Regions from separate parts of the Mus musculus genome. Here regions 1 and 3 are each linked to region 2. The links are chromatin loops, found by intact Hi-C in ENCODE. Cell type or tissue: gastrocnemius. All regions are shown on one strand. Region 1 has its middle 15 kb from the start of Wdr19. Region 2 overlaps Tmem156 (transmembrane protein 156). Region 3 has its middle 8.5 kb from the start of Wdr19.

What was found. A loop is a pair of places that touch in the nucleus more often than their neighbours do. Peaks named below come from ENCODE experiments on the same cell type or tissue, not always from the same donor. Only the 100,000 strongest peaks of a DNase experiment are listed, where the experiment ranks them.
Region 1: it touches region 2 in a loop (2.1-fold over the local background); 2 of 42 quality-filtered maps call a loop at or near these places.
Region 3: it touches region 2 in a loop (2.1-fold over the local background); 3 of 42 quality-filtered maps call a loop at or near these places.

What each region holds. Positions count from the first base shown.
Region 1 is chr5:65,183,638-65,186,137 of GRCm38, reverse strand. No RefSeq gene overlaps it. Among named protein-coding and RNA genes, the nearest start is that of Wdr19, 15 kb to the left of the region's middle. In gastrocnemius, a CTCF peak has its summit at 1,424 (motif pointing right); no DNase peak of the experiment used is centred here; H3K27ac peaks cover 728 bases.
Region 2 is chr5:65,085,540-65,088,039 of GRCm38, reverse strand. The region is part of intron 1 of Tmem156 (transmembrane protein 156); the gene reads left to right. Among named protein-coding and RNA genes, the nearest start is that of Tmem156, 4.8 kb to the left of the region's middle. In gastrocnemius, no CTCF peak of the experiment used is centred here; a DNase peak (open chromatin) is centred at 1,252; H3K4me3 peaks cover 272 bases; H3K27ac peaks cover 1,964 bases.
Region 3 is chr5:65,189,969-65,192,468 of GRCm38, reverse strand. No RefSeq gene overlaps it. Among named protein-coding and RNA genes, the nearest start is that of Wdr19, 8.5 kb to the left of the region's middle. In gastrocnemius, a CTCF peak has its summit at 1,355 (motif pointing right); no DNase peak of the experiment used is centred here.

The DNA.
Region 1 (2,500 bases), 98 kb before region 2:
TGATACAGGGTCTCAAGTAGCCCAGAGAAGCCTTGAACTCACTATGCAGCCAAGGATGACTGTGAACTCTAATCTTCCTGCTTCCACACCAGCAACACAGAAGAGTTTTAGTTACTTCATTCTTGCCAGTACCTGATGTGGCCAGTCTTCTGAAAGCTTGCCTGGTTAGAGTGGTGGTTAGTGCTGTGTCAATAGATATAAGTTGCATTTACCTAGTGACGAATGGTGTGGAGCACTTTTGCATAATTTTTAAGCTTCAGATTTATTTTACGTGTGTGAGTGTTTTGCCTGAATGTGTGTATATTCACAATAAGTGTGCAGCGCCCTCAGAGGCCAGAGTCGGATGCCCTGGGACTGGAGTTACAGGAGTTACATTGTCAGTTGCCATGTGGGTGCTGGGAATGGACTCTGGGTCCTCTGCGAGAACAAGTGCTCTTGACCACTGAGCCATCTCTCAAGACCCACTTTGTGTATTTTTATTGGCTATTTTGATATCTCTTCTAAAAATCGCCTTCAAGTCTTTGTGCATTTCTAACTCAGTCATCACTCTTCTTTAACGTGGGCAGACATGATTTCCCAGTGCTCTGAGGAGTGGGGCAGTAAGTGCAACCTGTACATACTCCGATGTATTGATACCTCATTGGACAGAGAAAGCGACAAAAGTTTCTAGCATTTTCTGGAAATGTGAAGGAAAAACAAGATGAAGCCCAGCATGCTCCGTCACAGGTTCTATGACTACTAGAAGGCTGTTTGTATTTTGAAGGATTTTACCTTCTAGAAAGAACTTCAGCAAGTCCTTTTACCTTGTTGATAATATCTATCACTCAGGATTTAAGAGGAATGTTAAGCTGCTTCTCAGATGCTCAGAAATTAAATAACATTATTTGTGGGGGAGGCACGTCTCAACTGACCTCGCAGCCCCGCGGAAAAGCTGTGGACTCTTCTAATCTTCTGGACCAGGTGGATCCAATGTCTTTCTTCCTACTCCCTGGTGAGCAGCTATAATTAGCTCTGGGTCACAAACGCTGGCTGAGCCCATCTCTCCAACTCTGCGTTTTTAGTGATGTCATGCTGATAGCCTGAAATTGTACCTGATGGGAATAGTCACACTATTAAAGCTAGAAATGCTACCAACTGGAGAGCTGATTGTCAAACATTTACTAAGATGGCTGTTTCTACTTCAGATGCTCCTAATTGACAAAAATCAATTTCCAGTCTCCTACTGGCTTAAGTAACTCTATGACGGTACAGGCCTGGGGGCTGTATCCTGAGAGCACTGCATCTCAGCAATGCTTGCTGATCTTCACTGCTTGGCCTGCCTGCTTCTCAGGTTAAGAGCAAAAGAGTAACTTCTTCCTTTCCCTTTAAAAATTATTTTTAATTTTGTATGGTGTGCATCTCGGTGTGGATTTGTGCACATGGGTGTGGGTGCTCAAGGAGGCCAGAAGGGGGTGCTGGATCCTTTGGTGCTGAAGATACAGGCAGTTGTGAGTCTCCCGACATGATCATTGGGAAACACATTTGAATTAGGGTCCTCTCCAAGGGCAGTAAATGCTCTTAAGAACTGAACCTTCTATTTGTCCTGCTGTGATGGACCCCCCCCCCCCCACACACACTTCCTAGTGTAACAGACTTTTCTCGGGGAGTAGCAACACACACACACACACACACACACACACACACACACACACACGTCTACTCACCCCAGATAAGGAGCCCATGACAGACCAAAGTATGAATGCCGACAAAGTCCAACTTGGTGAACCAGTGAGTTTTATCATGTTTATTTACAGGAGCAGAAACAACTCAAATGACAATTGATCACCACAGCCTACTCTGACATGGGTGACAGCTCACAAGAGCTGGAAGCCTGGAGCACACAGCACAGCCTGCAGGCGACTCAGCAGGTTGGAGAGTGCCCTTTCCAGGAGGCTTCCTTGGTCTTTGTTTCTTCTGGGCAGTTAAGCTGGTCTCTGCTTCTTTAGGGACGCTTGGTTGGTCTCCGCTTCTTCCAAGCCACTCGGCTTGTCTGAGAGTCTTTGCAGCTTATCTTGAGAGTGACTATCAGCTATCTTTCCTGTTTATATACTGAAGGTACTCTAGCCAGTCAGAGCATGGCAAAGGCGGCTCTGGCAGACCTTGCCCTTCTCCTCCATTCCTCTTTCTTCTCAAACCCGTTAGATTACATGACTAAAGCTAGCCAACAAGTTCTATTTTCTTATTTCACTACTTCCACCTCCTGAGGCTCACTACCAAGGCCCTGCTTTCAAAGTTATAGAAATTGAGCAATCAAAAGCCCCCTTTGGATTACCTAACTAGCATGCCCAATTAAAATGAAACACTTCATCCTATTATGGGGCTTCCTTTTTACCTTATAAACAGCCATTTTCCCATGGGCCAAGTCTGTCTCTTCTTTATCCAGAGGCAGTCATTTGTACCCCTCTGGGACAAATACCCCTCCCTGCTCTCCTTATCTCCTACCCCTTCATCCTTGTTCTCT
Region 2 (2,500 bases):
GAGTACACTGCGAGTCATTATGTCCCGGTGTTTTGATGTTGCTTACTTTGAAGAGTCAAACTCTCATAAGATAGATTCATTGGCTTTCATTTCTCTTCCCTGTCACACTTTCTGGTGGAAGTGGTGGTGTAATGAGCAGTAAACAGAGGCAAACCAAGGATGAAGGACCTTTCCTTGGGAATTATAGGACAAGCCCTCCTCAACTCTGCAGTGTGTCTCCACTGTGTTTATGTTTCTATTACAAAGGAAGAGTATTGACACAGTTGCAATGAATGAATGAATGTCCTTGTTTTCAAACTCTGGGCACTTTACTTTCTTCTTATTGACTTCTTCATAAAAATTTAATCAATATCCCTAATAAGGTTTAGGACATATGACTATTTAAATTTTGAGCTGGCAGAGGTCAAATTGTCTTGCCCAGAATGCTCTCAAGTGATTCTCCCACTTCACCCTCCCAAGTACTGGGCCTATGGGTGCTTTCCACTGCATCTGGCTCATTTAGTGTGTGTGTGTGGGGGGGGGGCTGTAGCACATGTAGCAGCCAGAGGTCAATGCTAAGCATCCTTCTCTATTGCTTCCACCGTAATTATTTTAGGCAGTATCTCTCATTGAACCAGAGCTTATGAACCGGCGTGACTGGTTCCTGGTAACCTCTACGGATCTGCCTGTTTCCAACCCCCAGTCTTAGGGTTACAGATGTGTGCCACCATTTCTGTTATTTTTAAGTGTGCTGGGGACTCAAAGTCAGGTCCTTGTGCTCATGTGGCAGGCAGTTAAATGACTGAGCCGTCTCCCTAGACCTCTGGCTCAATATTTGTAGAAACTCTTAACAAATACGTGCATCTACATATACCAGGCATGGGACTAAATATTTTTACATGGAACTCCTTTTTTTTGTTTTTGTTTTTGTTTTTGTTTTTCGAGACAGGGTTTCTCTGTGTAGCCCTGGCTGTCCTGGAACTCACTCTGTAGACCAGGCTGGCCTCGAACTCAGAAATCCACCTGCCTCTGCCTCCCGAGTGCTGGGATTAAAGGCATGTGCCACCACGCCGGCTCCATGGAACTCAATTTTAATGGATTCAATACTCAACTAATCTACTGGGAATGTAGAACAAGTGTTTGGCAGGTATAAAGCTCTAGGTTTGGTCTTGGGTAGCTGCTGGCCCATGAGCGGATGGGAACTCTATCTTGACCTCCTATTTTGCCAAGAGTGCTGGGGTTGCTGACAAGCACCACCATGCCAGGCTTTGGCACAAGTTCAGGGACTCTGAACTGGGGCTGTCAGTCTTGTTTGGTTACACTTTCACCTACTGAGTCATCTCCTTAGCTCTATTTTTAGTTTCTTGAGAAACCGCCTCACAAACAAATTTCCAAAGTGGTTGCACCGGTTTATACTCCTACTGGGAGTGTGTAAGGATTCCTCTCTCACGGTGTCCTCACAGCACTTGTAATCATTCGTTCTCTTGATGGAGGGCAAGTCATTCTGACTGCGCTAAGATAGAATCTCCACATAGTTTAACCTGTATTTTCTGATGGCTGGTGGTGTTGAACACAAATGTTTATTGGCCATTAGGTATTCTTCTGTTTTAGAACTCTCTGTCAAATACATTTACCTGTTTATTGGTTGGATTTGTGTGTGTGTGTTTGTGTGTGTGTGTGTGTGTGTGTGTGTGTGTGTGAGAGAGAGAGAGAGAGAGAGAGAGAGAGAGAGAGAGTGTTTAGTTTCTTCAGTTCTTTACGGATTCTGTATATTTATCCTCATGTTAAATGTATAATGACAAAGCTGCTTCTATTCTGCAGGCTGTCTGTTTATTCTGCTATGCAGGAGCTTTTCAGCGTCATGCAGTCAGGATATCATGTGGCTGGGTTCTAGTGAGGGTCCTCTAGATACAGATGTCTAGTTCCCCTGAATTTGCATGGGGCAGAAAGGAAGCAAGTTATCTGGTTTTATAAAGCACAATTCCTATTCTTTAGAATTCCACTTTCATGAATTAATTACCCCATAGACTCCACCTCCAAATATATCATATTGAGACTGGAGTTTACTAGATGAGTTTTAAGGGGATACAAACAGCACATTGAATTGGTTATTTAATTTTACAAGACAGTGCCAAATAGTTTCCCCAAAAGATTATATTAGCACTGTTCCTAGTAGCAAAAATACTATATACTGGGATTTCACTGAGTATCATGAAGCTGTAGATAGAATACATAGACTCTTATATAATCCATATGTTCCTTACAAAGTTTACTGACAGCTTGCTAATTGAAAAATAACTAAAGCATTACAGAAAGAAGACTCAGAATAGTTATCTGGCAAGCAATGGGGAAAACTTTGTTTGTTTCACCTTGGACGAAGTGAGGGGGAAGACCTTATCGAGAGTTTATACATATCTGCCATAATTTGGATACTGAGGTCTATTGTGTGCAAGATATAAAAAGCTCAATGCAAGAAATGAACTGAAGGCATTTTGGATCAATGGTGCCATTAGACACACAG
Region 3 (2,500 bases), 100 kb before region 2:
AACAGAAACACAGGCAAGATAATTTTGTTTTGTTTTGTTTTGTTTTGTTTTGTTTCTGAGTTAGTTTCTCTGTGTAGCAGCTCTAGCTGTCCTGGAACTTGCTCTGTAGACCAGGCTGTCCTTGAAGTCACTAAGATCAGGCTACCTCTGCCTCTCGAGTGCTGGGATTAAAGGCATGTGCCACCATTGCCCAGCTATATTTTTTGTCATAACAAAAATAACACAAAGCCTCAGAGGAGCCTTCTTTGTGGACTGAAGCATCTAGGAGCAATGCACACTCTTAGCTCAGCTCCGTGATTCACATACCTCAGTGGACGTGTATAGAAATAGGTCTGAAGAGAACTGGCCAAAACATGCCACAGTCGGGCCATTTGAACATGGCTGAAGGGGAAAGGAATGGGAAAAGAAACAGTCTTCTGGTGAGGAAGACAGAAACTCTGATGTGGTGCATCTAAAGGCTGCCAAAGTACCAGAGGCTGCAATCATGGAGCCTGACAACAAAGAGCATGGTGCTGATTCAAAAGGAGGGATGCAGCTTAGCATAACAGTGCAAGGCTGCAAATTCTTCTCTGCCATCAGCCAGAAGTACAGCACGCACGCACCCACTAAAGCTGAAATGGCTCACACACTACACTTGCCACGAAAAGTCCATTATTGTTAGAGGTCTGTAATTAAGCCCAAGGAGACATCCCAGCGGTACATACCAATGAGCAGATGGAGTGTATTATTTATAGTGTGCTGCTTTGGGGGAAAGCTAGTGGTGGACACATTTAGATGACATTTATATAGTTATAAAAATGAGGACTTGATTTTGGCCGTTCTTCAGATTTTAAAGCTCTGGATGGCAAATGCTGGAGGAATTGGCTCCCTTGGAGGGCTGTACAGGTTGAACCATCATTTAACCGCACAGGGCCCTGGTAGCCTGGTAGGTTTTATTGGGTAACCAACACTATACAGAGTTTTTCAGCAGATTATAAACACTGAATCATTTGTAATGACTTTCATTCTAATATTAATAAATATTAAATTTATTATTTAATTTAAAATTTTACCCCTAAGCTCTCAAATTGATATCTGATAATTCTTGCCATACTGAGGTAAATGGATAATCAAATAATAGTGTGACAACATATCAAGAAATAAAAATATCCTATAAATATTATAAAGATACTATCTTTATTATATATCCCATGATTTAAGATAATTCATTGCATTGTAGGTTGGATGATTTTAAATATCCTATAAAGAATATCCTATAAATAAAATTTCAAAAATGTATATTTGTATTTTATATATATATATATATGAGTATTTTGTCTATTTATGTGTGTATGTATACAATGAGTGTGCAGTTCTCTTAGGGGCCAGAAGAGGGCATCAAATCCCCTGGAACTGAAATTGCAGATATGAGTTGACACGTAGGTGCTGGGAACTGAACCCAGGTCACTTGTAAGAGCAGTAAGTGCCCTTAACTTCTAAGCTATCTCTCTAGCCCTCTATAAATGATCTTAAGAATAATTTTGTTTTTTTGAGATGGGGTATACTATATGCCAGCCTGCTCAAACTCACTGTGCAGTCAAGGATGATCTTGCTTGTCTGATCCTCATATACCTCAGATCCCTGTCCCACAGTGCTGGGATTGTAAGTGTTTTACCACTCTTAGGAGAACAAGTTTTAAAATATGGAACTATAGTTTTTCAGCTCATAGATATGCTCTCCAAAGTTTAATCTTCAGAGGCTTGTGCATTGTAGGTTGGATGAGCCAGGAAAATTATCACAGAAACAAACCAATATTTTATGCACAAGTAGTGATTGCTTTGCCAGTTTAAATGGTGGGAGCAGGGTGGTGGTTAGAAAAGCTGTACTTATTCTCTTAAAAAAATAAGGAGCATGCTCTTTAAACTTCTACCCTTAAGTTGTTATTTTTAAAATGTTCTGACCTACTATCTTAGTTAGGGTTTTATTGCTGTGAAGAGATACCATAACCACAGCAACTCCTATAAAGAAAATCATTTAATCAGGACTGGCTTACAGTTCCAGAGGTTCAGTCCATTATATGAGTACACTGCTGCTGTCTTCAGACACACCAGAAGAGGGCATTGAATCCCATTATAGATGGTTGTGAGCCACCATGTGGCTGCTGGGATTTGAACTCAGGACCTCTGGAAGAGCAGTCAGTGCTCTTAACCATTGAGCCATCTCTCCAGCCCCTACATATTCTACTCTTAATTCTAACTTTAGTATATCTTTCTGGCAAAACAACTTAAGCCATCTCCTTTAAACTCTCTATCAAGTACCCTAACTTCCTAAAATGATTTAAATCAAATCAGGAATACTATAAAAATTATTAATTCATCTAAACAAATTTTATGTTCTGAAAGTTCATCTTCATATTGATCTTCTGGAATATTGCCCAATAGTGTGGGCTGTCTCCGAAGAAACAGTCACATCAGACTCTAGGCAGTGAGGGTCTTCCCATGCTCAACCACGCCATGCTAGG